Linked DNA regions of Homo sapiens: region 2 is linked to region 1. A link is an interaction called in ENCODE POLR2A ChIA-PET data of the cell type or tissue named here. Cell type or tissue: PC-3. All regions are shown on one strand. Each heading gives the region's core, and the rest is flanking DNA. Links, peaks and the distances in the headings are about the cores only.

Evidence for each region. ChIA-PET counts read pairs that join two places held together with the same protein. Peaks named below come from ENCODE experiments on the same cell type or tissue, not always from the same donor. Only the 100,000 strongest peaks of a DNase experiment are listed, where the experiment ranks them.
Region 2: POLR2A ChIA-PET joins it to region 1 with 13 read pairs; 7 of 35 experiments call an interaction of 5 or more read pairs at or near these places.

Annotation. Positions count from the first base shown.
Region 1 is chr1:162,600,665-162,611,945 of GRCh38, reverse strand. UAP1 (UDP-N-acetylglucosamine pyrophosphorylase 1) reads right to left here. Exons shown (of 11, transcript NM_001324116.5): 11 at 10,706-11,281. Among named protein-coding and RNA genes, the nearest start is that of DDR2, 26 kb to the left of the region's middle. In PC-3, for the core only: no CTCF peak of the experiment used is centred there; a DNase peak (open chromatin) is centred at 6,245; H3K4me3 peaks cover 373 bases; H3K27ac peaks cover 2,454 bases.
Region 2 is chr1:162,685,409-162,696,689 of GRCh38, reverse strand. All of the region lies in intron 2 of DDR2 (discoidin domain receptor tyrosine kinase 2), which reads right to left. Among named protein-coding and RNA genes, the nearest start is that of DDR2, 59 kb to the right of the region's middle. In PC-3, for the core only: no CTCF peak of the experiment used is centred there; DNase peaks (open chromatin) are centred at 5,609 and 6,299; H3K4me3 peaks cover 377 bases; H3K27ac peaks cover 1,983 bases.

The sequences.
Region 1 (11,281 bases), core at 2,182-10,181:
TACCCAGGCTGGAGTGCAGTGCCGCAATCTCTGCTCACTGCAACCTCCACTTCCCAGGTTCAAGTGATTCTCCTGCCTCAGCCTCTCGAGTAGCTGGAATTACAGGCATGCACCACCATGCCTGGCTAATTTTTTTGTATTTTTAGTAAAGATGGGGTTTCGCCATGTTGGCCAGACTGGTCTCGAACTCCTGACCTCAGGTAATCCACCAGCCTCGGCCTCCCAAAGTGCTGGGATTACAGGCGTGAACCACCGCACCTGGCTGCCAAATTTATATTTAACTTTTAAGGGACTGCCAAACTTCTTTTCAACATGGCTATGCCATTTTATCTTGGCACCAACAATCTGTGAGAGTTCTGTATCCTGGTCAACGCCTTGTATGATCAGTCCTTTTAATTCTACACATTTTAATAGATGTGTCAGGGTACCTCATCATCATGGTTTGCATTTCCATTTCCCTAATGACGTTTAGCATCTTTTTGTGTGCTCATTTGCTATCAGCTTACCTTCTTTATTGAAGTACCTATACAAATCTTCTATTTTTTTTTTTTTTTAATTTATTTATTTGAGACAGAGTCTCATTCTGTAGCCCAGGCTGGAGTGCAGTGGCACGATCTCAGCTCACTGCAACCTCTGCCTCCCAGGTCCAAGCAATTCTCCTGCCTCAGCCTCCCGAGTAGCTGGGACTACAGGCACATGCCACCACGTCAGGCTAATTTTTGTATTTTTTTAGTAGAGACAGGGTTTAACCATGTTAGCCAGCATGGTCTTGATCTCCTGACCTCGTGATCCACCCCCCTCGGCCTCCCAAAGTGCTGGGATTACAGGCATGAGCCACCACGCCCAGCCTCTTCTAGAAGTTTTATATAGTTTTAGGTTTTACATTTAGGTCTATGCTTTATTTCAAATTACTTTTTATATTTGGTGCAAGGTATGTATAAGTTTACTTTCTTGAAGATGGATATCTAATTGTTTCAGCACCGTTTGTTGAAAATACTATTTTTCTCCATTGAAATGTCTCTGCACCTTAGTTGAAAATGAATTGACAATATACTTATTTCTTCCTTTCCTTCCTTTCCCTCCCTTCCTCCCTCTTTTCCTTCCTTCCTTCTTCCTTTCTTTCCTTTCTTTTTCTTTTCTGAGATGGGGGGTCTCACTATGTTGACCAGGCTGATCTTGAATTCCCGGCTTCAAGTGATCCTCCTACCTCAGCTTCCCAAAATCTTGAGATTATAGGCGTGAGCCACCACGCCCGGACTCAAATTGACAATATATGTATTGTCTATTTCTAGATTAGTCTATTTATCGATTATCTATTCTGTCTCATTGATATATTTGTCTACCTTGTCATCTATAGATCATTTTGGGGAGAACTGACATCTTAACACCAAATCTTCTCATCTACTTCTGTAATTTTACTCAACAACATTTTGTACTTTTCAATGTACAGGTCCTTCACATATTAGTCAGATTTACCCATAAGCATTTCATGTTTTAACATTACTATAAATGATGTTGATTTTCTAAATTTTAATGTCTAATTATTTGTTGCTAGAATATAGAAATACAAATGATTTTTGTATGTTGATCTTGTATCCCACAACCTTGTTAAACTTATTAGCTCTGATAACTTGCATGCAGATCCCACAGGATTTTCAAGGTAGATAATCATGTCATCTTCAAATAGACAGATTTATTTATTCCTTTCCAATGTAGATACCTATATGTTTTTCTTGCCTTATTTTACTGGGTATAACTTCTATACAACATTGAATAGAGGTAGCAAAAAAGAACATACTGCCTTGTTCCTGATTTTGGGGGGGAAATACACAAGTCTTTTACCATTAAGTGTGATAGTAAAATGTAGGTTTGCAAACATGACCTTTGTTTATCACATCTATTCCTTCTATCCCTAGTGTCATGAGACTAAAATTTTATAAGGAAAGGATGTTGGATTTTGAGAAATGTATTTCCTAAATCTATAATTTGTCTTTTTGTCTGTTAATATATTGAATTCTCCTTATTAATTTTCAAATGTTAAGCCAACCATGCATTCCTGGGCTACACCCCACTTTGTTATATTATCCATCTAATATATTGTTGAATTCTATTTGCTAAAATTGTGTTAAGAATTTTACACCTAAGTTTGTGGAAGCCAGCCTTTAAGATGGGTCCCCATAATCTCTGCCTTCCAGTATTTATACCCTTGAGTAGTCACTTATTGTACAATAGTTGACCAATATGGTATTATAGACATGATGCTATGTCACTTCTGAGGTTAATTATAAAAGACACTGGCTTCTATCTTGCTGCTGTCTCTCTTGCTTGGGTCACTTGTGCTGAGGAAAGCCAGCTTCCTTGTCATGAGGTCCTATGGAGAGGTCCATATGGCACAGGACTGAGGCCTTTTACCAAAGGCCACGTGAGTGAGCTTGGCATCACGGTCTTCAGCCCCAGTGCAGTCTGGATGACTTCTGCCTTGGCTGATGGCTTGACTCCAACCTCATGAGAGAACCAGAGACAGAACTATCCAGCTAAGCCACTCCTGGATTACTAATCTTTAGAAACTAAAAAATAAATATGTGGTGTTATGCAGCAATAAAATAAAATAGACACCATTAAGGTACCTGAATGGGAGAGAACATACTATTCATTGAGAAAACAGAATGGCAAAGATACACAGATAAAAGAGAAACAAGAACAGTAAGTACAAGTTTATACTTCCTAGCATCAGATAATAGAAAACCAGGCCCCTTAGTGATATTGCCCATCTTGTCAAGGATAGGACATGTGGAAGAAAAGAAGCCATTTAAGTTTCTTTGATTAAAATGAAGAGAATGCAGACACCTATTACATTTCACAATAAAGTCTGACTTGCCCTAAATACAGCTAATTCTACTAAGGCCATATTAAATAGTTGGATCAAGGGCCACTATTTCCTCTTTAAATTAGGATTTCTTTATTCCATAGTGACCCTAGGTGATTTTAATATTTTATTAATCTATTTTCAGAGGACTGATTTTAAAATATCTTTATAAGAACACAGAGATACTCTTTATCTTGTTAGGCTGAACAAGAACTGAATTTATGTGCCTCTAATGAGATTAACATGAAGTATGCACACTATCTATGAAGTTTTTTGGGTTTGTTTCTGTTTTGTTTTGATTAGACAGAGTCTTGCTCTGTTGCCCAGGCTGGAATGCAGTGGTGCAATTTCGGCTCACTGCAACCTCTGCCTCCTGGGTTCAAGTGATTCCCTGTTTCAGCCTCCCAAGTAGCTGGGACTACAGGCCTACACCACCACGCCTGGCTAATTGTTATATTTTTAGTAGAGACAGGGTTTTACCATGTTGGCTAGGCTGGTCTCAAACTTCTGACCTCAAGTGATCTGCCCCCCTTGGCCTCCCAAAGTGCTGGAATTACTAGTGTGAGCCACTGTGCCCAGCCTATGAAATATTTTTAACTTTACAAAATTGATTACAGTGGCTCACGCCTGTAATCCCAGCACTTTGGGAGGCCAAAGCGGGCATATCACGAGGTCAGGAGATCAAGACCATCCTGGCTAACACAGTGAAACCCCGTCTCTACTAAAAAATACAAAAAATTAGCTGGGCATGGTGGTGGGTGCCTATAGTCCCAGCTACTGGGGAGACTGAGGCAGAAGAATGGCGTGAACCCAAGAGGCAGAGCTTGCAGTGAGCCAAGATCATGCCACTGCACTCCAGCCTGAGCAACAGTGAGATTCCGCCCCCCCCAAAAAAAAAAAAAAAATTGACCTTGAATTTCATCAAGCTTCAGCTATAACTATAATTTTCAGGAAATATGGAGGCTAGAGGAGCAAGTTAAAGGACATCATGGAAATGAAACCCAAAATCTGCAAATCTATGTTGAAAAAGTAACCAGTTTTTTCTAACAAATAAATATCAAACAAAAAAAAAAAAGAAGAGGAAGGAGGACCTGCATATATTTTTAAATATTTAAGGGAATATTTAAAAGACATATTAGTCAAAGGCAATAAATTGACTGTAGAGCCTGATTCAAATAATGCAACATAAAAAATATATATTTATGAGACACTGGGGGCTGGGCACAGAGGCTCACACCTGTAATCCTAGCACCTTGGGAGCCAAGGAAGGGGGATAGCTTGAACTCAGGAGTTCAAGACCAGCCTGGGCTACATGGTGAAACTCCCTCTCTACAAAAAAAAACAAAAATTTAGCCGACATGGTGGTGTGCACCTGTAGTCCCAGCAACTTGAGGGGCTGAAGCAGGAGAATCACTTGAGCCCAGGAGGTTGAGGCTGCAGTAAGCCAAGATCTTGCCACTGCACTCCAGCCTGGGCGACAAAGTGAGACCCTGTCTCAGAAAAAAAAAAAAAAAAGATATTTATGAGACACTTGGGGAAGTTCAAACACTGGCTGGATACTACATGATATTAAGGCATGATTGTTAATTATTAAGGTTTTAAAAATATCATGGGGTGGGCATTGTGGCTCACGCCTGTAATCCCAACACTTTGAGAAGCTGAGGTGGGAGGATCACTTGCGCCCAGGAGTTTGGGAACAGCCTGGGCAACATGGCAAGACCTCGTCTCTACAAAATAAATTACCTGGACCAGTGGCATGTGCCTGTAGTACCAGCTACTTGGGAAGCTAAGGTTGGGGGATCACTTGAGCCCAGGAGTTCGGGGCTGCAGTGAGCCATGTTCATGCCACTGTACTCCAGCCTGGGTGACAGAGTGAGACCTGGTCTAAATACATATATATATTCATATATATAAACACACACATACACTGGTTATTTTATCACTCCAATATACACTGATACAATGAAGTATTACAACCAAGATGTTGAACTGATTTTAAAGTAATTCAGTGGGTGGGTGGGGTGTAGAGGGAAAGTGAGAAATAAATGAACCAAGACTAACCACAATTAATTGTTAGAAACTAAGTAATAGAGGCTTATTACTCTGTTCTATTGTGTATGTTTGAATTTATTTTAAGTAGACAAAAAGTATGGGCCTCTGGATTTAGACTCTGGGTTCAATTCTCAGCTTTGCTTCTTATGAGGTATATAATCTTAAACAATTTACTTAACCTCTATGCCTCAGTTTCCCTGTGTACTGGACAATAAAAGTTCCCACTTCATAGGAAAGTAATAAGGATTAAATGAGATAATGTATGTAAAGTGCTTAGTGCAATGCCTGACACATGGTTAAGTGTTAGAATATGTTAGCCATAGTTATCCTTACTGAATATTTACTTTATATTCGTGTGACAGTTAATCTCTCCTTTATCACATTTCAGACCTTTTAGAAGTCTATAAAATAAGCCAGATGTGGTCACACATGCCTGTATTCCCAGCACTTTGGGAGGCCAAGGTGGAAGGATTTCTTGAGCCCTGGAGTTCGAGACCAGCCTGGGCAACATAGTGAGACCATCTTTACCAAAAATTAAAATAAAAAATTAGCGGGGGGAGGCCGAGACAGGCAGATCACCTGAGGTCAGGAGTTCAAGACCAGCCTGACCAATATGGAGAAACCCCGTCTCTACTAAAAACACAAAATTAGCCAGGCGTGGTGGTGCATGTCTGTAATCCCAGGAGGGATTACATACTCAGAAGGCTGAGGCAGGAGAATCGCTTGAACCTGGGAGGCAGAAGTTTCGGTGAGCCAAGATCACGCCATTGTACTCCAGCCTGGGCAACAGGAGTGAAACTCCGTCTCAAAAAAAAAAAAAAATTAGCTGGGCATGGTGCTGCATGCCTATAGTCCTAGCTACTTGGAAAGCTGAAGTAGGAAGATCCCTTGAGCCCACAATTTTGAGACTACAGTGAGTTATGATTGAGCCACTGCACCCCAGCCTGGGCAACAGGGTGAGAACCTGTCTCCAATTAAAAAAAAAAAAAAGTGAGGAATTTATTTTAAAAAATAAAATAAAATGTATATTTTAAACTTTAAAAGAAAATCGATTGTCTCATTTCAATCTTATCCATATTATGTTATATATTTTACTCTATAAAATACAACATGAGTTGTACACATGGTTTTGTAAGAAGAAAAAAAAAAACTTTGCCTACCAGAATAAAATCTGAGATTTGTGGGAAGGATCATTTCCTGGGAAGTGGAATCACTGAGAGAGAAATTGAAGAACTGATGTGGAAAAGATGAGTCATGAAGCTACAAGGATAGACTTTTTGTTCTTATGGTGTCCTAACTTTGTTGATAATTTGGAAAACACTGTTCACATAAACATATTGTCACCACTGACTCACTGAGTTTTTTGGCAAGCCTTTTAGACCTTTCAGCTTTAAAGACATAATACTGAATGTATACATTCCATCAGAGGGCTCATATTAAACCTCTTGAAAAAAAGCTTTACCTCAAACTGCATTACCTTAAATTTCTATATATTTCCTTCGTATATTCCTCTGAATCATAAGGCATTATCATATTTCACAAATGAAGACTCTATTAAATGCCCAATGCCAAAGACAATAGCATAATGGAGACTACGCTTTCTTATACTGCAACAATGCACATTCCGCTCTCTGAAAGTATGTTTACATCCTCCACCTCAACTGCACCACAGCCAATTTTACCTCAGATTTCCTTCACAGCTGTACCAAAGTGGCTAATGTGAACACCTTTGGTTAATTTTTCCTTTGAGCCTTTATAAAAGATAAAGCTTTTTAATCATAAAATTAAGAATGTATTGTCCAAAAATTTATAGAGAGAAAAAAACCCACCCATAACGTCATCACCTTAACACCTTTTTTTTTTTTTTTTTTTTTTGAGACAGAGCGTCGCTCTGTGGCTCAGGCTGGAGTGCAGCGGTGCAATCTCAGCTCACTGTACCCCCTGCCTCCTGGGTTCAAATGATTCTCCTGCCTCAGCCTCCCGAGTAGCTGGGATTACAGGCGTGTGCCACCACGCCTGGCTAATATTTGTATTTTTAGTAGAGATGGGGTTTCTCTATGTTACCCAGGCTGGTCTTGAACTCCTGACCTCAGGTGACCCACCTGCCTCAGCCTCCCAAAGTGCTGGGATTACAGGTGTGAGCCATCACGCCTGGCCTTAACACATTATTATACTTTTTACTTCTCATTCAGCCCGAAAGAAGTGCCTGTAATATTTTTAAACCAAACTGTTCACTAACTTTCCTCTTTCTCTTCCCTGCCTACCACCCTGATTCCCATTTCAGAAGATGTTGAGTCAGACAGGGATAAAATTTAGAAAGACCCCCATTTAGGCTGGTTGTTTCTAGCAGTCTGAGATATTTGCAAAGTGGAATTATCCCCAGAATGCCTGTATTCATCTTTTGCTTGTACTGTTCTCAAGTGAAATGTTCTTCACTCTTCTCCTCGTCTAAGCTTTCAAAGCCAGAACACATCCAGTCTCTTCCCTCTCATCCTTGGTTGTTGATTTCTAAGCTAAGTCTATGCCTCCAAGTCAGTAATTCTCACTCCTAGCTGCCTTTTGGAATCATCTAATGCTTTTTATAAATTAGATGCTCTGGCCTTCTACCAGACTGAGAATCATAATCTCTAGGATTGAAGTCAAAAACTTGCAAGATTTTTCAAAAATCTCTCCAAGTAATTCAGAGGATCCTAAGGGTTGGAAACCATTGTTCTAGTAATTACAATTCTCCTGGTCATGTCTTGCTAGTTTTTTTGTTTGTTTGTTTTTTTGAGACGGAGTCGCCCAGGCTGGAGTGCAGTGGCATGATCTCTGCTCACTGCAACCTCCGCCTCCCGGGTTCAAGCAATTCTCCTGCCTCAGCCTCCTGAGTAGCTGGGATTACAGGCACACGCCACCACACCTGGCTAATTTTTGTCTTTTTAGTAGAGACCAACATAGTTTCACCATGTTGGTCAGGCTGGTCTCGAACTCCTGTCGTGATCCGCTCCCCTCGGCCTCCCAAAGTGCTAGGATTACAGGCGTGAGTCACCGCACGCAGCCCATCTTTCATTCTTTTACCACGATCAGTACCGCCCCCTCGGGTGTTTGAAAGAACAAAGCTCACATAAGATTTATCTATTTGGTTTCTAGCTTAATTTATTATTGCTCTGGAAACACTGGCCTCTCAGTCTCTCTCCCTAATTTATGTTTCCTTTTTAGTACCATCCCTGAACATTTTTTAATAATTTCAACTTTTATTCTTGATTCAGGCAGTACCTGTGCAGGTTTGTTACATGAATATATTGTGTGATGCTGAGGCTTGGGGTACAATTGATTCTGTCACCCAGGTAGTAAGCATAGCTTTTCAACTACTGGTGAAAAACTATTGGTTTTCCAACCCTTTCTTTCCCCTCTCAAGCAGTCCCCAGTCTCTATCGTTGCTATCTTTATGTTCACGAGTACCCAATGTTTAGCTCCCACTTATAAGTGAAAACATGTGGCATTTGGTCCAGCAATCCCATTACTGTGCATATAACTAAAAAAATGTATAAATCGTTCACCCAAAAAGACACATGTACTTGTATGTTCATCACAGCACTATTCACAATAGCAAAGACATGGAATCCAGTTAGGTGCCCATCAAAGGTGGACTGGATAAAGAAAATGTGGTACATATACACCATGGAATACTATGCAGCCATAAAAAAGAATGAAATCATGTCCTTTGCAGTAACACGGATGCAGCTGGAGGCCATTATCTTAAACAAATCAACACAGGAACATCTCTGAACTTTCAGTCAGCCTCCCCAAATTCTCTTACAGTGACCATTCTCAAGCCTTAGTGTACACCAAAATCATGCAGATGGCTTGTTAAAACACACATTTCTAGGCTGCACCCCCATATGCATAATGTAGTTATTCTGAGAATCTGTATTTCTAAGTTTCCAGGTGATGCTGATGTACCTGGTTCAGGCGACCACACTTAGAAATATCAGTTATAGATTTCCTAATTAACCCCATATTTTGGGCATGAATCACCTGGCAACTTGATGCAGTTAAGGGACCCCTTTCCTCCCCAAAATAATTATAAATCTTCCTTTCATGATCCACTTCTAAATCACAATACACATTTGCACTTAGAGGTAATTAAATCTGGCCAGGCACCATGGCTCATGCCTGTAATCTCAACACTTTGGGAAGCCAAGGCGGGCAGATCACCTGAGGTCAGGATTTCAAAACCAGCCTGGCCAACATGGTGAAACCCCGTCTCTACTAAAAAATTAGCTGGGCATGGTGGCAGGCGCCTGTAATCCCAGCTACTAGGGAGTCTGAGACAGTAGAATTGCTTGAACCCGGGAAGCAGAGGTTGCAGGGAGCCAAGATCATGCCATTGCACTCCAGCCTGGGCAACAAGAGTGAAACTCCGTCTCAAAAAAATAAATAAAAATAAACATCTAACCCCAATTTGAGAAGGAAATAGCTCTACTCTCAAAATGATGGGTGTGATAGTTAATTTTATGTGTCAGCTTGACTGGGTTAAGGCATGCCCAGACAGCTGGTAAAACATTATTCCTAGGTATGTCTTTGAGGGTGTTTCTAGAAGATATTAACATTTGAGTCAGGAGACTGAGTAAAGAAGATTGCCTTCATCAGTGTGGGCAATCCAATACATTGAGGGCCTGAATAAAATGAAAGGGCAGAGGAAGGGTCAACTGGCTCTGCTTGAGCTGGGACATCCATCTTCTCCTGCCCTTGGACATCTGCACTCCTGGTTCTCCAGCCTGCAGACTCAGACTAGGACTTACACCATTGGCTCCCCTGGTTCTCAGGCCTTCGGGTTTGGACTGGAACCACACCACCAGCTTGCAGAGGGCAGATCATGGGACTTAGCCTCCATAATCATAAGCCAATTCCTCAAAATAAGTCTTTCTATATATCTACATATTTCAGCTGGTGCAAAAGTAATTGCAGTTTTTCCCATTACTTTTAATATCCTATCAGTTCTGTTTTTCTGGAGAATCCTAATACAATGAGATCCTTCGATGAGGACACGATAAACTCCAATTTATGATTACCTTTGTTTAACTCTTACTGAGCTTAATTCCTTACATTTTAGTAATAAATTATCTTTTCATTGTTACGTGGGTTAATTTTGTCCCTTTAACCAGAATGTAAGTTTTTTAAGGACAAGTCTCTGTGTTATACTTTTTATACCCCATCTAATATTGCTGGCCACGTGACAAGCACTCAGTCCTTACTGGCTAACTCATTCATTCATCACTTCCCAATATGTATTTCCTAAACCAGGGCTCAAAACAGGACCATGAATTGCAAAAATGTCCACGTTGGCCAACAGAAAAACAGATTTCCAAACTAACTGAATGATTTGTGTTTTAGTCACTCTTCTAAGAGTATGCATGCTTTTTCCTTGCCTCTTTTTACCTGGATAACTGAAATCTGACTGTACTGTGATGAATAAAGAGGAAGTGCTAGCAATAGTAAGCTGGAATTAGAAATAAAATCAAAATTACCAATAAAAGCCAAAACTTCCAGGAATAGAAGAGGTAGAAGTTGAAAACTGAATTTTTCTTTATCTTCCAATAGACGTCACTAAAAATTCCTTTGTGGACATCAAAACTGGATTAAATTAGAGAGGTTAAGAGGGAAATTGAACAAAAATCAAATATTCAAGTAACATACCCATTGGGCTTATATGTTCACTTGTGACTATCAAAAAAGTTATTAAATCACAGCCAGTCGATCAAGCCAGACTCAAAATGACTATCAACTGTCACATAAATTCTATACTGTTACTGCCAAATTATTCTAGCTTTTATTTTCATAAACATTTTACCCAATTCTGTATTTTCTGAATTATAACAATTATTTAACAAGAACTCATAAAAATACATAATGCTATCACCTTATCATTTCATGGCTCAGAGGCTCTCAGAGTTTGCTCTTAACTACCCAATGTTCCCCAGCCATCGCTCCTCTCCAACAAAACCACTACACAATCCCATTTCCATTCTTCCCTTTTCCTAGCATCACTAGTATTTTCTTACAACAGGAGAAGAATAAATAGCAGGTGGAAATAGCAGAGGAAATAGCAAGGTTCAAGAAAAAAAGAAACGGATCATACCATTAGTATCAGTTTTTGGCATTCAGGAGCTAAAGACTCTGCAATTCCATTCTTACAACCCATTTGGAGCTCATTTCAATGAGAAGTCAAACTTCACTAATCTTTTTGAAAACTGGAATAGATAACAATAGCAAAATTGAGCTGTTATTGAAATAAAATAGAAAATATGCTAAATGAATGATTTAGGCCTTAGTTAAAAAAAAAATAGGTAAGATTGATGGATATGAACATCACATGCT
Region 2 (11,281 bases), core at 1,885-9,884, 85 kb before region 1:
CCAGCCAGGAGGGTGTAGCTGTCAGTTGCATTTGGGGCTGGGGATTGGTGAGGTGCTGGTCCAGCAATCGCCTCCACTAAATGTGCATCCAATCAGTGTTTTTTTCAAGCCCTCACTCAGCTTTGGCCAAGGAGGCAGCGATGAAAGCCAGAGGCTCAAGCTGAAACAGGCAGGAGCCTGGAGCTCATGAAATATGACACCGAGAGGGAAACAGAAGGGAAAGAGTCACAGCCAAACAAACACACCCTCAGCCAGAGCTGGAGCCCAGAGGCCTGAGAGGGGGGCCCTGGCCTTTCAGGGGGAGATGGCCAGCTGTTCCTGCTCTCCTCCTTTCCAGGGTCACAATTCCCTCAGAAAGGGGAGGCTCTTTTTGCTCAGAGCATGCACACTCACCACACTCACAATTTAGAGACGATCCTTTTATGAACCCTTGTTTGGTGAAACTTTTAGTGTTATTTGTTTTTGTTTTTTTTTTAAAAAAAAAAAAAAAGGAAAAGAAACATTTAAAACATTTCCATGTCTTCTGTCGGTCAGAAGATATGCCGAACCCATGAAATTTACTATCACTTCTCTCCTACCTTTTAACCAATACTGGAATATAATGAGTGGGTTATGTCATGGATAATCCACAGTAATAGACAACATTTAGCTCCAGAATGAGTTCATTGATCTACTTTTCAATACATAAGCCAGTAGGACCTAGTCGTTAGTAGCCTTGCACATTTTCAGTCAGAGGAACTGTGTTCATAGTTCAGCATTAGCTTTGACCTGCTATATGACCTAGGGCAAACCACTCAACCTCTCTGAGCCTTAATTTTCTCATCTGTTAAATGGGAATGATGGTAACAATCCCATATGACTGTTATTACAATTAAACAAGATTGTCTATTTAAAGCAGTTTTTATAGTGCCTGGCATATAGCAAGTACTCAGTAAATGGTAGCTATGAGTGTATCTGAGGCTCAAACATTTATGATTCTCCAAATAATCCTGTTAAAATAATTTTTAAAAGCCCATTTGAAAGACATTGGCACAGTGCTCCACATCCCCATTTTAAGTCCCTGCTCAACTTTCTTCTAATGCTCATGCCCAGCAGGGATCAATAGCATCACTCCTCACACTGATGGTACAAAGCATCAGCTTAAAAATCACGGCTTTCTGGCTGGGGACGGTGGCTCATGCCTGTAATCCCAGCACTTTGGGAGGCCGAGGCAGGTGGATAACTTGAGCTCAGAAGTTTGAGACCAGCCTGGCCAACATGGTGAAACCCCATCTCTACTAAAAATACAAAAATTAGCCGGCGTGGTGGCTACTGCCTGTAATCCCAGCTACTTCGGTGCCTGAGACACAAGAATTGCTTGAACCTGGGAGGTGGAGGCTACAGTGAGCCAAGATCGCACCACTGCACTCTAGCCTGGGCAACAGAACTAGTCTCTGTCTCAACAAAAAAAGAAAAAAGAGCTGCTTTATTTTCTGACTTGTCTCACCAGCTTTCCCATCGTGTTAAAAGCTTTTGTGTCTATATGAAGGGACTGTAATAAATTGGAAAGAATGTCCACCTAGCACATCAAAAACTTGACAAAATTAATAAAGTTGAATTCAAAATTTTTTTTTTAGCAATTAAGTCTAAATTCTAGAACTAAGTCACAGTAATGATATTGCTCCACAGCCAAAGCAAGACATTTGGATTTCGACATTTGAATATTTTTCACGGATACATTCAAAATTCTCTGAACAAAAATTTTACATGTGATTGAGTCAAATAAAGTGGTATTAAAATTTGAAAGATAATGTTTCTGTGTCTGAGAAATTATGGAACACAAAATTACCAGGAAAAACAAAAACAAAACTCAAACACAAAGCTAGTCTGCTTTTTTGTGAGTTGATGAATAATGTTTTGACTGAAAGATATTTCTATCAGTTACTAATAAAAATACTTCTAGATTTTTGACATATCACAGAAATGTAGCTCAACATGCATTCTTTTTTTAATATTTATTGAGAAATTTCTAAACATCAGAAACTTTGCTAAGCACTATGAATAAGTAACATAGTTACTTCCCACATGTGTCTTAGAGTTTCATGGGAGGCTGGAAAAAAGAAAAATCAATGACAAAATGATATGACGGGGCAACGATAGGAGAACACAGGGACTTGGCCAAGGTTTAAGGGACAGGAACAGCTTCCCAGACTAAACAACATCTAAGCTGAGATCTAAGGGATGTGCAAAACATAAAATGAGGAGGTGGGGGAAAGAACTCCACAGGTAGATGCACCCTCATAAAGAAAGACCCAGAGACTAAAGGGCCTTTCCTCAGAGGGAATGTGGGAAACATGGAATCGCCTTGGTGTGGCTCAAGCACGGAGTGTACGGCAAAGCAGAAAGATATGAGACCAGTGAGGAAAACCAAAACCTTGTAGGGCATTTACTCTGAGAGCAAAGCAGAGCCACTGGAGGGCTTTTAGGCAGAGGAGTGGCATATCCAGTCAGTGACTTAAAATCAGAAGAGAAAAAAATGGAAACGGGAAGGCAGAGTTAAGAAACTATTACCCAAATAGGCAACAATGGAGGGGATGGAGACAAACCAGGAGTTTGAGACCACCCTGGCCAACATGGTGAAACCCCATCTCTACTAAAAATACAAAAATTAGCTGGGTGTGCTGGCATGTTCCTGTAATCCCAGCTACTCGAGAGGCTGAGGCAGAAGAAGCGCTTGAGCCTGGGAGGCAGAGGTTGCAAACTATGAGAGATTTAGCTATGAAATCAAATGGATCATGATTTGATTCAAATATGAAGGTGAAGAAGAGAGAGAGAAGCCAAGAATGATGCTGAGTTTCCTGCTTCGGAGGCCAAGGATCCCAATGCAGGGCCTTTGCGCTTACTGCCCTCTCTGCCTGGAATGTTCTTCACATACCTGTCAGCCTCCCTTACTCACTTCATCCAGGCTCTGGCTCCAAGGCTGCCTGGTCAGAGGTCCTCTTCGACCACCCCATATAAAACAACACCTAGTCAGTGCCCAAACCCTCAGCCCAGCTCCATTATTCTTTATCCTCTTATCCCCTAATACCACTTCAGAGTATTTCTTATCCCCTGACTTGTTATACATTTGTCTGTTCAAGGACCTTGCTGTCCCCTTGAGAATGTAAGCTCCATGAAAGCAGCAGTTGTTTCTATTTTGTTTCACTCTCAGTACCTAAAATAGTTCCCGGCACATTGTCACTCTCAAAATGTCTTTGTTTGATGAATAAACTCATAAAGATAGAAAACGTCAAAAGAAAAACACAAAGGCGGTTCAGAAACACTCCCTCACTTTCCAGCACTAGTTCTAATACTTTCATGCAGAAGCTCCTTTGCTTTTTAGCTAATAAAAATGTAAGATATACAGAAAAGTACACAAATTGCACACGTAAAGCTCAATGACAAAGTGAACATACCTGTGTTATCACCACTCAGGGCCAGAAATATAACAACCTCAGCAACTCAGAAGCCCCCAACACAGCCCTCCCAGTCACTAACCTCTTGCTCTTCCCCAAAGGTATCAGGTAAACTGATGTCTAACCTCATATAGTTTTGTCTGTTTTTGAACTTTATATAAATATAATAACTCCATTTGTTTTCTTTTTTGTTTGGCCCCTTTCGCTCAAAATTAGGTTTGTGAGGTTCATCCATGTAGTTCTATGGAGCAGTATGTCATGCTTTTTCATAGTTTAAAAAGATTCCACTTCACAAATAGCCTATAATTTATTTTTTACTATTGATGAATGTCTGGGTATTTCCAATTTGGAGCCATAACTAATGATGCTGTATCAACATTCCAGTACATACTTTTAGGTAAACATATGGATATACATTTTCATTGGATTATAGCTAGGTCATATCATATGCTGGGTCATAGAGTATGGTCAGATTATATGCTGGGTCATAGAGTATGCAAATGTTCCATTTTAATAAATATTGCCAAACTGTTTTTCAAATAGGTTATACCATGTCTGATTCTTACCAGCAGTATACATTATTTCCCACTCTTTCAAGTCTTCAACAATGCTTGGTAATACAAGTCTATTTGGTTTCAGCCACTTTAGTGGGTATGTAGTGGCATCACATTTCCCTAGTGACTGAGGTAAAGGTGGAGTGAAGGCAAGCTTCTTTTCATGTCATTTGGATATCCATTCTTGTGAAGTTCCTGTTCTGGTCTCTTTTCCCTTTTCTTGTCTTTTTCTTATTGATTTGTGAGAGGTCCTTACATGTCCTGAATACAAATCCTCGATTGGTCATAAGTGTTCCAAACAGTTCCTCTGACTCCATTGTTTGCCTTTTCCTTTCTTAACAGTGACTTTTGATAAACATAAATTCTTCACTTTAATGGAATTCACGTGATCAATCTTTCCCTTTCTGTCAGTGCTTTCTGTGGCTTGGAGCTGTTGTAGGAAGCATTCATAAAGAAGGATGAGTAGAGCAGGGAAGTGGAGGTGGAGGGAAGGCACTTTCTAAACGGTGGTGGGAGGAGGTGGGTGTCAGCCAAGGCAGGGATGTGCTCTCAAGACTGAAAACACTGGGCTGGACTCACTAGAGCAGAAGGTTTGTGTCAGTAAATGTGGGAGAATGTTCAGCCAGGTAAGGTGAGGCTAGACTGCACGGGACCTTAAGGCAGGCCAAGGCATTTCCCCATGACCTGAAGGCACTGAGGATGCTCTGAAGGTCTCTGTCTCCACCCACCTACAGGCCTTGCCTGTCTTTGTTTGCAGCCTACCATGTGGATATGCCCACCGCAGAATTGAACCAGTGTCCCTTGTGATACCTTTCTACCTTCTACATACTTCTATTTCTGTCTTTATCAGACTGCATGGCAATTTATGTATCTTCCAATCTAAACTGACAACTTCAAAAGTAGATATTGGTAGCAGAATGCAAGTTCAGTTTGTACAGGCTCATAAGAGCTGATTATTAAATTTTCAGGGCTTCTGTGAGCCAATTGACACCATGTTGGTAGCTTGAAATCAAACATGGCAAGAGTATTTACTCAATGGAAATCAGCAAAAGGTACAAATCAGGGTACCGCCTCCCCACAGAGCCAGTTGTACTTGCCAGCACGTCACTAGACACTGGTCTTATTCATCTCTATATTGCTGTCACCAAGCACAGCGTTTGCATCAATGTTTGTTGAATTAAATTGCATTTTTTCACACCTATCACTCCTTTTAGGACTCCACATAAATAAATTCTTTGAACAATCATTATGAGAATCCTGCTCTCTGCTCCTTCAGTACAACCAGACAGTAGGTTGCATTCCTTTGTCATGCACAGTGAGGCCATCCCTGAGAGTTTTCAAGGGCATTTGTGAGGCAATTAAAGAACACCAGGCAATGCACAATTAAGGGCAAGGCAGGGTGTTGGAGTGGCCAGTCCTTCCAGAGCCCAGTCCTCAAGAGATCTTTACAACCTGGCTGGTGCTCCTAAGAGGTCTGTGAATCTCATGAGATTCACAGAGTAATAGCAGCCCAGGCACTTCCTAGAGCCAAAAGCTCATCGAACTCACAAGGCCACTAAAGGAGCAGCCTGTGGGCCCGCTGTGTCAGGCACCAGGCATGTCCTTTGTTGTTCCCTCCAAAAACAGGATGGGGAAATGTCAGTTGGTGAGAGAGCTCGTGACTCACGACTATACCCTGGGGGGGAAAGAGGTTTTCAGTAAAAGGAATGAGTAAAGTTTTATCTGCCATACAAACCCAAGAGCCAAAACTTGGTGAAAGAATGAATACAAATTAAATAGACACAACTCCAGCATTTCAAAGCAATTAAAAAATATAACTGTAGGTCCGTTTTTAGAGCAAGAATACTATTCCCATGATTCTTAACCGAAAGAATGCCCAGGGCTCAGAGGGCCAGCGCAGGAGAATCTCCTCAGGAACAGGCATGAGGGCTTGTGTGATTCAAACAAAAATTACTCACTATTATAATTGCTTTAATTTATTTTTAGTCATGGTTATTTACTCAGAAATTTCAAATAACATTAGGGAAGGCATAACTTTTTATGTTTATAAAAAGATGTGTGGGTTTTGTAAAGGATGAGAAACATTCATATATTTTAATTCTCATCTTTTACAGATGAGGAAACTGAAAATCCATCTGTAAACTCTACAGAAGCATCGAGGAAATCTATCTTATCACCCGTTATGTATCTAGTACTAACAATGCCTAGCACATGGTAGGTATGCTGGAAAGAGCTGCTGAATGAATCAGTAAATAAATGAATGAGAACCCAAGAGGAGATATGACTTGGCCAGTGTCACACATGTTGACATTTTGGCAGAGCTGGCATGAGTGTCCTAACCCCAAAACCAGTGAGCTTTCCACCCTAGAGGAGTGGTTAATTAAGAACATGGACTCTGGAGCCAGACTGCCTGGGTTTCTACGCCAGCCCCACCACCTGCTAGCTTTGTGACTATGAGCAGATTATGTAATATTCGTGAACCTCATTTCCTTCTTCCATAAAATGGGAATAATCACAGTCCTGCTTCCAGAAAGCAGTTACAAGCATAAAGTGAGGAAACACATGTAAAGTATTTAGAAAGTGCCCAGCTCTCAGGACGTGCTCAATACACAAAGGCCACAAATGATAAGACAGGACTAAATAAAGTAGTTCTTAATTGCTCAGCATTCTGTCTTTTTTTTTTTTTTTGACATTGTCTTGCCTTGTCACCCAGGCTATAGTGCAGTGTCATGATCTCAGCTTACTGCAATCTCTGCCTCCCAGGTTCAAGGGATCCTCCCAACTCAGCCTCCCAAGCAGCTAGGGTTACAGGCATGCACCACCACACCTGGCTATTTTTTTTTTTTTTTTTTTTTTTTTAAGTAGAGATGGGGTTTCACCATGTTGGCCAGGCTGGTCTCAAACTCCTGGCCTCAAGTGATCTGCCTGCCTTGGCCTCCCAAAGTGCTGGGATTACAGGCGTGAGCCACGGCACCCAGCTGGCATTCTGTCTTCTGTGTTCTTGGTAAGCCCTTTGAAAAATTAACCTAAGACAAAACCTTGATGCCTTCTTTTTAAATGACAATTTACATTTTTTCCAGCAGCCCATCAATTTAAAGTAAACCCAAAGACTAACAAAAAAAAAAAATAAGTGAGACCAATAAGACAGTCTTTGAGGAAAGTTCTACTTTACTCTGTACTTTATCCCCTAAAAAGCCTGACAGGGGACCGGTGAGATAGCTTGGTGGTCACGAGCACAGACTTTAGGCCTTAACTGCCTAGGTTGAAACCTTAATTTCTCCATTGGTTTTCATGTATGACCTTGGGCAAGTTATCTTCTCTGTTGGTGCTAATGCTTCTTCAGTTATAAAATAAGCTTAATAACTGCCCTTACCACATATAGGGTTGTGGTGAGGACTAGCCAGTACCTGGCACTTTCTTGGAAACACAGGTATTAACCATCACCTCACACAATAGACATTCATGTGACATCATGTGTTTCCATAACTTCAGCTGCATGACAGAGTGCTGTTGTCTCGCCATTGGCTATCCTTGAAGACTATGTTGCAACTGGCACCCGAGCCACAGTCCAGATCCACAGTGCAGCGTGACACTAGCCTGCAGAGATGCGCAAATCATATCTAAAGCCAGCACTGATCACTGGAACCAAGCTCCATGTCAACCAGCCTGAGTTAAAGAACCTAAGTCACACAACAAAAGTGTGCACAATTTTCCCGCAGAACATCATGAGGGGACCAAGGGCTCTGAGGCTTCATCATCAGTGAAAACAGAGCACCAGGGTATGAGCCCCCTGACAAGGGTCTCAGGAAGGCCGGCCCCACAGCCAGAACCAACCAAGCTGTGACTGGCAGGTGCCAAGGGACACACTGGGAGCTGAGCACTCTCAGGTACTTCTTTACTTCTTGGTACTTTCCTGGACCTTCTCCAGACAGTTTCCTGGCAGAATAATAGCTAAGTTCAACCCAGGACAGTTTGTGGATTATCACGTCTCCTGAAGCTCCACAGACATCCCTCCTCCGTGCGTCATGGCAGTCTTCTTTATGGGTGAATTCATAACCCACACACAAGTGAATTTTTAATAGAGACATGTATAAATGTTCTTCAACTAGCAGAGCTTAAAACCAATAAACATGTATTTTATAGGTTCAGTGAAGTGCTGTGGTTAAGAGCTTAGGCTCCAAGGTAGGTGCTGCTTGAGTTCAAATCCTGATTGAACCACTTATTTACCTGGGCTGAAACACTTAACATCTCTGTGCCTCAGTTGCCATATTGGTAAAATATAACCATTATTTCGACAACAAGTAGTTTCCATGAGAGGAAGTAGAGTTAACCTGTGTAAAACACATGGGAATTACCCAGAAAATAGCAGGCATGCAGCACAGGCTAGCTACGATTAGTATACCACTTATACTGGGTGGTACAGATATCTGTGCAAATGAAGAGAAAGGAGCCACAGAGAAGTCTCACATTGAACCAAACATGAAGTTGTGTCCTTGTACGTGCTGTGCTTGTACTGGAGACATGTCAGTCTCACTTGCTACATTCTTAATGCACGCTCACGTATTCCCATTGGTAGAAGCCACTTAGAACATGTCCAGAGCAGTGGCTCTTTCAACTGCTCTCATCCTTTTACTTACATAACACTGAAGTTGCCGAACCAATCTCATTCAAAGTTTCCAAAACAGTCACCTTTGGACTGAGTCAGCCTGGAAACTTTTAGTACACTGGGTTGCAGCTTCAAATAGCTGTGAAAACAGCAGATGCTCACCTACATGGTGTCCTGCTTCTCTGATTGCAGCGGCATATAAAAGGGCACCCAAAAGAACGATCCACCTCGTGACCCCATTAATGCTTGGCATATGTGCCCTAAATACTCATTATTTGTTGCAGGACCAGGTATGTAACTGCACTAGGGCCAGTACTGATGATGTCAGTGTCTTGAAATTCAGCCTCTTCTCTCCGTCCCCAACCTGGCTCAGGCAGCATCCCCCTGGTTCTGTACATCAGACACCTCCTCCATCCCCACCGGAAATCTCAGTCATAAAAGAACACAGGTCAGAGTGTCATTACAGTATTATAGTCAGTTATAATCAAAACTGGGATGAGAACACGCAGGGCTACTGGCTCCAACATTAGAGCTCTTTTCCTAAGACAGTTGGGAAAGCAGCCCTTGATGTTATGTTCATCCAACAATGTGTAAAATTTAAAAAGAAAAAAACCCACTTCAAAATAAACATATATTCCTAATCTGCCATGGTCACTTCTGGAAATGATAAGCAAGCTCTCAACGTTGCTATGGGGAGTCCATATAATGAGCATGGAACTCACAGAGGCCAGGGAAAGCAAGCCCAGCAGTGGGGCCGTTTTATGGCCATGGTGACTACATTTATTCCTAGGCTTAAGACCAGGCCACTGGGCATACAAGAAAGAGCAAACCACTCATCAGTATTCCAGGTGCAGGTAATGCCTTGCCTCCTCTTTCTTCTACCACATCCAGGCCACCTTTAGGGGAAATCAGAGAGGTACAACTCCACCTTTATAGAAACACAGCGAGGCTGGACATGAAGACAGTGGCAGGCAGCAGAGAGGCCAGAGCAGCCCAAAGCCTGGCAGCCTCATTGTCTTCTCCTTGCTCTGGATCTTCCCACTTTCTCCCCAGTCAGGAGCCCTCCTGAGCCCCAACCAAAACCTTCACCTTGTGTGGGTAACATTAACAAAAGAAAATGAAATTTAACACAGCCAACTCTGCAACACTTAGCAACCCAGAAGGCTGAAAGCAATTTAATCCAACAACTTTTTGTCGTCAACAAAAACAAGAATGATAGGCCAGGCGTGGTGGCTCATGCCTGTAATCCCAGTACTTTGGGAGGCCAAGGCGGGCAGATAACCTGAGGTTAGGAGTTCAAGACCAGCCTGGCCAATATGGCAAAACCCCATTTCTACTAAAAATACAAAAAATTCCCATTACTGGGTATATATCGAAAGGATTATAAATCATTCTACTATAAAGGCACATGCACACGTATGTTTACTGCAGCACTATTTACAATAGCAAAAACTTGGAATCAACCCAAATGTCCATCAATGATAGACTGGATAAAGAAAATGTGGCACATATATACCATGGAATACTACGCAGCCATAAAAAACAATGAGTTCATATCCTTTGCAGGGGCATGGATGAAGCTGGAAGCCATCATTCTCAGCAAACTAACACAGGAACACAAAACCAAACACCGCATATTCTCACTCATAAGTGGGAGTTGAACAATGAGGACACATGGACACAGGGAGTGGGATATCACACACCAGGGCCTGTCACGGGGTGGGGGGCAAGGGGAAGGAGAGCATTAGGACAAATACCTAATGCATGCAGGGCTTAAAACCTAGATGGTGGGTTGATAAGTGCAGCAAACCACTATGGCACATGCATGCCTATGCAACAAACCTGCACGTTCTGCACATGTATCCCAGAACTTAAAATAAAATTTAAAAAAAAAATACAAAAATTAGCTGGGCATGGTGCCGGGCACCTGTAATCCCAGCTACTCCAGAGGATAAAGTAGGAGAATCGCTTGAACCCAAGAGGCGGAGGTTGCAGTGAGCCAAGATCAAGCCACTGCAAGAATGATAAATATCTATTCAGAACCTATAAAAAGCTCCAGGCACTCTTACAGATCTGTGGGGAAAACAAAGTGAATAGAACACAGTCCCTCTTCTTCGGTTATTCTTTGCCTAGCACTGTCTGATGCTGAATAGAATGCCTGGTGTGCGTACCTCAACTTACTGGATTATGAATCTCAGCCCTGCCACTTAATAGCCATATGGTCTTTGGGCAAATCACTTAGCCTCTGTCTGCTTCAGTTTCCTTATCTGTAAAATGGGGATAATGATAAATCCTTCTTCATAGGATTGCTGCAAGGGTTAAATAGGTCAAAGGGCTTAGAAAAGCGGCTGCTACAGAAAAACTACTTAATAAAGACTTGCATTAGTAAGCTTCCACAGTATGTACGTCGATAAAACAGTTTCCTTGCCTAGGGAGCATCCAGTCTCTTAGGATATTACAGCCAGAAAGGACCTCCGAGATCACCCAGTTCAGCCTCCTCAGTGTGCAGGTAAGAATGAGGTTCAGGAACACCAGTTGACTTGTCCACAATTATATACCTTGTTAAAAAAGTAGAGCCCTGAGATTAGACCCAGGCCCCCAACCTGGATCTCCAGTGTGCCTCCCAGTCTAAAAAGCTAGTTTGTAAATCACTCTGCTGACTCTTCTCAGAACATATTTGTATTTCA